2 separate regions of the Mus musculus genome follow, and region 1 is linked to region 2. A link is a loop called in an ENCODE intact Hi-C map of the cell type or tissue named here. Cell type or tissue: left cerebral cortex. All regions are shown on one strand. Each heading gives the region's core, and the rest is flanking DNA. Links, peaks and the distances in the headings are about the cores only. Region 1 has its middle 120 kb from the start of Vmn2r79. Region 2 has its middle 300 kb from the start of Tmem135.

What was found. Peaks named below come from ENCODE experiments on the same cell type or tissue, not always from the same donor. Only the 100,000 strongest peaks of a DNase experiment are listed, where the experiment ranks them.
Region 1: a loop joins it to region 2, with 5 times the contacts of the local background. A loop is called at or near these places in 4 of 42 quality-filtered maps.

Annotation. Positions count from the first base shown.
Region 1 is chr7:87,112,104-87,115,033 of GRCm38, reverse strand. No RefSeq gene overlaps it. Among named protein-coding and RNA genes, the nearest start is that of Vmn2r79, 120 kb to the right of the region's middle. In left cerebral cortex, for the core only: a CTCF peak has its summit at 1,173 (motif pointing left); a DNase peak (open chromatin) is centred at 1,184.
Region 2 is chr7:89,034,037-89,036,966 of GRCm38, reverse strand. No RefSeq gene overlaps it. Among named protein-coding and RNA genes, the nearest start is that of Tmem135, 300 kb to the left of the region's middle. In left cerebral cortex, for the core only: no CTCF peak of the experiment used is centred there; a DNase peak (open chromatin) is centred at 1,286.

The DNA of each region.
Region 1 (2,930 bases), core at 128-2,627, 1.9 Mb after region 2:
TTTAGAAAAGAGTATTTGACAAGGTAGTACTGCGTACATGCTAACCAAGTTGTATTAAACTCTTCAACATTTCCAAACCTATCTATGCCTTTTTTTCTTAAAACCCTATGGTTTAAGAAGGTTTATATTAAAAGCAATATTTTACATCCATAAATGGAAATATTGGTTACATATATTATATAACAGCAAATACCAGAATCAAAGAAAACAATATTGTTGTTAATTCCTTTTATATTCTAAGAATAGTGAGTGAACTGGTTGACTATTCGGAATAATACAAAATATGTGATGTAACATTTGCTTAATAAGTTTCTTCTCAAATAGTGTATATGAAAATTAAACTTAAAACATATAATTTATGTAAAATATGGTCACACTACAGTTTTGGAAACTATAAATGCCAACAATTATACAGGGTTTTCATTGTCTTGCTCTTTCTGCCAAACTGCTTTTGCATTTTAGTGGCCTGAAATTAAAAAAAAAAAAAAAACAATGATAGCCTAATTCTTCTCTAAAACTATGGCTTGCAATAAGAAAGCACAATAACGACTAGGATTCCATTTAGATTCTCAAGCCTATGTTCCCTAAAGCCCATTCAGTGTACTTTGCACAGGGCCCTCTTATGCTGTTTTCAAAGCACTATAATCATCCAAGTAACATCAGTCCGAATGTCAGGTAAAACACGGCACTCATATTCAATTTCAAGGGCCTGCAACTTGGTATTTTCCTATTAAGCTTGAGAGAAAATCTCTTTTTGTATATTCTGTGGGTGTGCGTGCAAGCACTCACACATATGTGTGTGCACACACATGTCACCTGTAGTATATGTAGTAGATACAATTCTCTTGTGTCAATAGAAAAATGTATGTGACACAAATCACAGAGCAAGAAAATAAAAGAATAAATACTAGACCGTACTCCTTCTGACTATTGAAATATAGTCCTTTATTTTCTCAATTCTCTAGATATAACAATGACAGTTGTTTACAGAAGATTTTTTATGTGTCAAGCTCAGAATCTAAAGAGATTCTGTGTAATCTAGTCAAACTCATTCTTCTATTTTTTACATTGACAGCGAGAACAGATTATTATCATCTTTATTTAGCTAAAATGGAATCAATAGCTTGGATACAAGCAAGCGTTTTTTAACTCAAGGTCACCTTTGGCGCCACCAAGTGGTCATACCTAAATCCACAGTCATATTCACTTACCTTCGCTGGCATTTTGCCTCTCCAGAATAATGTATGTATGCTTGGTGATTGCCATTTCTGAAGCTTCCCCTCCAGAGAACCTTAATTGAATGCAAAAGCTGTTTGGCAGAAAGAGAAAGGCAATGGAGACACTGTATACTTGTTAAAGTATTTACAGTCTCTAAGATTGTAATGTGACCATATTTTCCATAAACTATACGTTTTAAGGTTAATTTTCACATTCAATACTCAGGAAAAAATTTAATAGAAAAGTTTTTTTTACCAAGACATTCCTCATAAAAATATTTTATGCCATACATGTAATATTCTTTCTGTGTGAGCATATACAGACATACATATACATTAAATAAGAAAATAAACTTCAGAAAATGCATGCCATATATATTTTTATATATAAAGAAACACACTGGTGCACATGTATATATGCTAAGGAATCTTATTTTATGTGTTCAGGAGATTATTTGTCTTCAGGATAATGGCAATTATTCTAAAATGTTCACTCAATTCCAACTGCCCAGATAACCCTGGGCATGGTGTCGTAAAATGTTACCCCAATAAACATTGGTGTGGCAGGGGGATCTTTAATTCCAGGCATATATAGTGATATTGTTTCAAAAGACAAAACTAAGCAAATAATAAGATCCTCAAGCATCACTAAGTCCACCTTACACAATAAACACAGCTTCCACTTGTTGTATCTTTCTGTTTCCCATTCATTATTTGTGTCCTTCTGTTCTTCCATATAAAATTTTAATTTGGGGGCTGAACACAAACATGACCTTGGGGAATAGGCATGGCCTAGGTAAGACACAATATAATATTTGTCATATAAAAACCAATGATGTGTTACAGACTATAGATAATAAATATGTTATGTAAATGTACATGGCTTATAAAATACCCTAAGAAATATCAAAACTCAATACCAAATAAAGCCAAATACATGGGGAAAAAAAGAATCATGTGAAATACTTGGTAAATTTTAGAGAAATCAATAGATTAATATTATTTTATTGTGGATAAATCTGGTGCTCTTTGTATTTTAATGCTAATTCCACTGTCCTAGAAGGGACTGCAGACAAGAAGTGAGTCATACTCAGGTGACTTCTTGTGAACCAATCCCCTAATAAAGGAGCTAATGACTGGGCAAGTAGGCAGGATTTTAGGGTTGTAGAAGTGAAGAGAGGATGATGGAGGAAGAGGTGGAAGGAAAGTCTCATAGATAGGGAAGATAGTAGTATAGTGGTAGATCTGCCCAATCTAGGTGCACAGCATGTATTCATATTAATTGAGTTGTGTTCTCCCCCACCCGGGGGGGGGGGTGCGTCTTATTTGGATTGGAGATTTACTGCAACATTATTTCTTCTTCACTCCCTAGCAAACCAACTCTCCTACACAATTATCAGCCATAGGCCACACACTCTTCTCATACACACACACACACACACACACACACACACACACACACACATATATATATATATATATATATAATTCTTTAAAGGCTTCTTTTCCTTTACCTCTGCTGACTACTTAGTCTAGAGAATTCTCTCCTATTTCAGTCCAAACCATCCACCCAAACTTTGTCTATCAGCTCAAATATAAGGGTCATATAAACTTAGTTCAGCCTAGCTTGCTTCTAGGCTACTTTTCCATTGAACACTGCATACAATTTTGCTGCAGCTGTTGTTGTATAAGATTTGCTGTAGAAGGGGCTTT
Region 2 (2,930 bases), core at 160-2,659:
CTTACCTCCATACATTCAGGTTTGTTTTCTCTTCATTCCTGAGCTATAGTTGTTCCTTCTGCCACTGATGTCTCATATATTACTATCCAATCTTGGTCTTTAGTCAGAGTATACTGATGAGAAAGACTCAAACACATTTGTATCTCAAAGATGACAACAGGCTTTTTTTCCCACCTTATAATTCCTGTCTTGAGCCAAGCTTAACAAGTGAGACCTTCTTAATAACGCTTTGAGTGGCAGATTTCAGTGAAATATGAGCTCAAGTCGAGTTATTCTGCTTCACAAACTGTCTGGAGAGCAAAAGCCACATCTATTATAGGCCAAATTGAAGCAATAAAAGTCAGCCCTGGATTGACTTGGCTAAAAGACACATTGATCTCTGCCAGTATTATCAACCAATCTGTCAATAAATCAGCCAATCTATCAAACCTGTGCAACTTCACTGACTGACACAGCATATCCATAAAACACCCTGTTTTGAAGGAGATGCTAAGGGGGAAACTACAGATTTACAGTCAATTGCATTCACCTTGAAGCTTGCTCCACTTCTTCCTGTGCGAGTGTAAGGCAGTTTACTTAACTGTCCTGGATGTGCAGGTGCCTCACCTTTAAGATTATCTAAATAGCACTGACCAGAGGATCTTAAGAGTGCTGTAACATATAATGGAGAACACTCCCCATAGTGAATGGCCCGCCCCACTCCACCATAACTAGTATCAAAGTTGCATTAAAACAAAAGAGGAGGAGGTCTCTTATAACGTCTTGTTCAAATCTATTTTCCCTTAGTGCTGTCAGTCAATAGCCATGTCATGGCCATCCCAAACGTTGATTGCTCACAGTCAGTAAGTTAATGCTGTTTACTCAAAGTTAGAAGATCTGTGTTCTTAGGTAGGCTTCACTTTCTCAGCTATGAAAGAACAGATTAATCTCTGATCACAGCTTGCTGGGAACTCTGCATTGAAAAAAACAGTTGGTAAATAAAAAGTATGTAATTGCAGGACCCTTACAGAGGAAGGTTATAGAAGAAAATGACTGTATTCAGCCTGCGGCCAACTGAGCTATCCTCCTAGGAAGGCAGGGATCTGGAAAGAATTTGTCCTGTTCTGCTAATCAGAGAAACCAGAGATGAATTATTCATTGAGTAATTAGCACAAGCCTTTTTACAGAGTCCTTTAGTGCTGGCTGCTCAACATACTGTTGGTGGATCAACCATATAGACATCATCTGGATACTTAAATGAAAGATCTCAAGCTTTTTCTAGGACTCACTGAATTAAAAAAAAAATTCTACATCTTAACAGATTCACACATATGTTGAAGTTTGGCTTGTACTAAAATCTAGGAAGAACATTTAGAAAAGCAACTTTTAGTCTGGCTTCTAAATAGAACCATGCTCACTATCCCAGTATACACCTAAGTCCTACTTGTCAGTTGACCAAGATGAGGATATCCTCAAGGCTTTGGCTTCTGTGTTAGTCTGCTTTTGGGCAAGGCATTCCTTTCAGCCTCTATTCATATAAACGAATGCAGTTTCAGATGAATGGTAATAGATTTGTTTCATTAGCACCATTTGACAGTAATTGGTTCAGTGGAACTGAGGATAAGGAAGAATGGCAGGGGAGGAAGGGAACACTTAGGGGAGGCATGTCTTTCCATATGGCTCCTCATGAATGTGCCATTATAAATCTTATTGCTACTCAGTATGCTAAGCATACTGAGAGAGGTTAAGTAGCTAGCTATCTCCATGCAAGGGGTAGAGCTGAAATTTAATTGTATGCCTGTTTGACTTTAAGTAGCACTTTTCACTATTTGCTCTAGTCATGACTGCTGCTTGGCAATGTGTGCAAAGGCTAGAAACTCAAAACAAGTATTCTGCAAAGGCAATGGTGCCCCTGGGTCAAAATTCCAGACACAGTGAGCATCTTTTGGGTATATGCCCAGGAGCTTTTTAGCTGGGCCTTCAGGTAGAACTATTTCCAATTTTCTGAGAAACCACCAGATTGATTTCCAGAGTGGCTGTACAAGTTTGCAATCCCACCAGCAATGGAGGAGTGTTTCCCTTTCTTCACATCCTTACCAGCATGTTCTGTTGCTTGTTTTTGATCTTAGCAATTTTGATTGGTGACACAGTGAGAAAGTCCTGCCTCAGCTTCCACTGGTGAGGGGTGATTCTGTGACTGAGGAAGATATCTTCACCCTTATGTCTATTGTCACCTCGGACATTACCTAGTGCTCTGTGAGACATGGACTTTTTGGCAGCATGCTGGCCTTAGGAAAAGTAGACTTGTCATCTGGTGTCTTAGTTTGGGTTTCCTGTGCTATGATGAAACACCATGATGAAAAGTAAGTTAGGGAGGAAAGGGTTTATTTGCCTCATAATTCCACATTGCTGTTCATTATTAAAGGAAGTTAGGACAAGAACTCAAAAAGGTTCAGGACCTGGAGGCAGGAGCTGCTGCAGAGGCCATGGAAGGATGATGCTTATTGGCTTGTCCCTCTTGGCTTGCTCAGACTGCTTTCTTATAGAACAGGGAGCTACCAGCTCAGGGATGATACCACTCACAATGGCTAGGCCCTCTTCCATCAATCATTAATTAAGCCCTACAGGCTTGCCCATAGCCCAATTTTATGGAAGCATTTTCTCAATTGAGTTTCTAAAGTGACTTTAGTTTAGTTAACATGAAACTATCCAGCATACCTGGTACCTCAGAGATTCCAAAGTAAATGTTTGAGTGGAAAAGACAGGAGCAGTGTCTCATTGTAAACTGAGCCTTGGGAACCTACTAGCTTCTGTACTGCCACACATTCTATTCAGATTAGCGATAGATCCCAAACATGCCTAGATTCAAAATGAGAGGACAGAGTGTGATAGGACCCACAAAATTTCCTCCATCTTATATTCTCACTGAGGCTATTACAGGTTTAACTAGA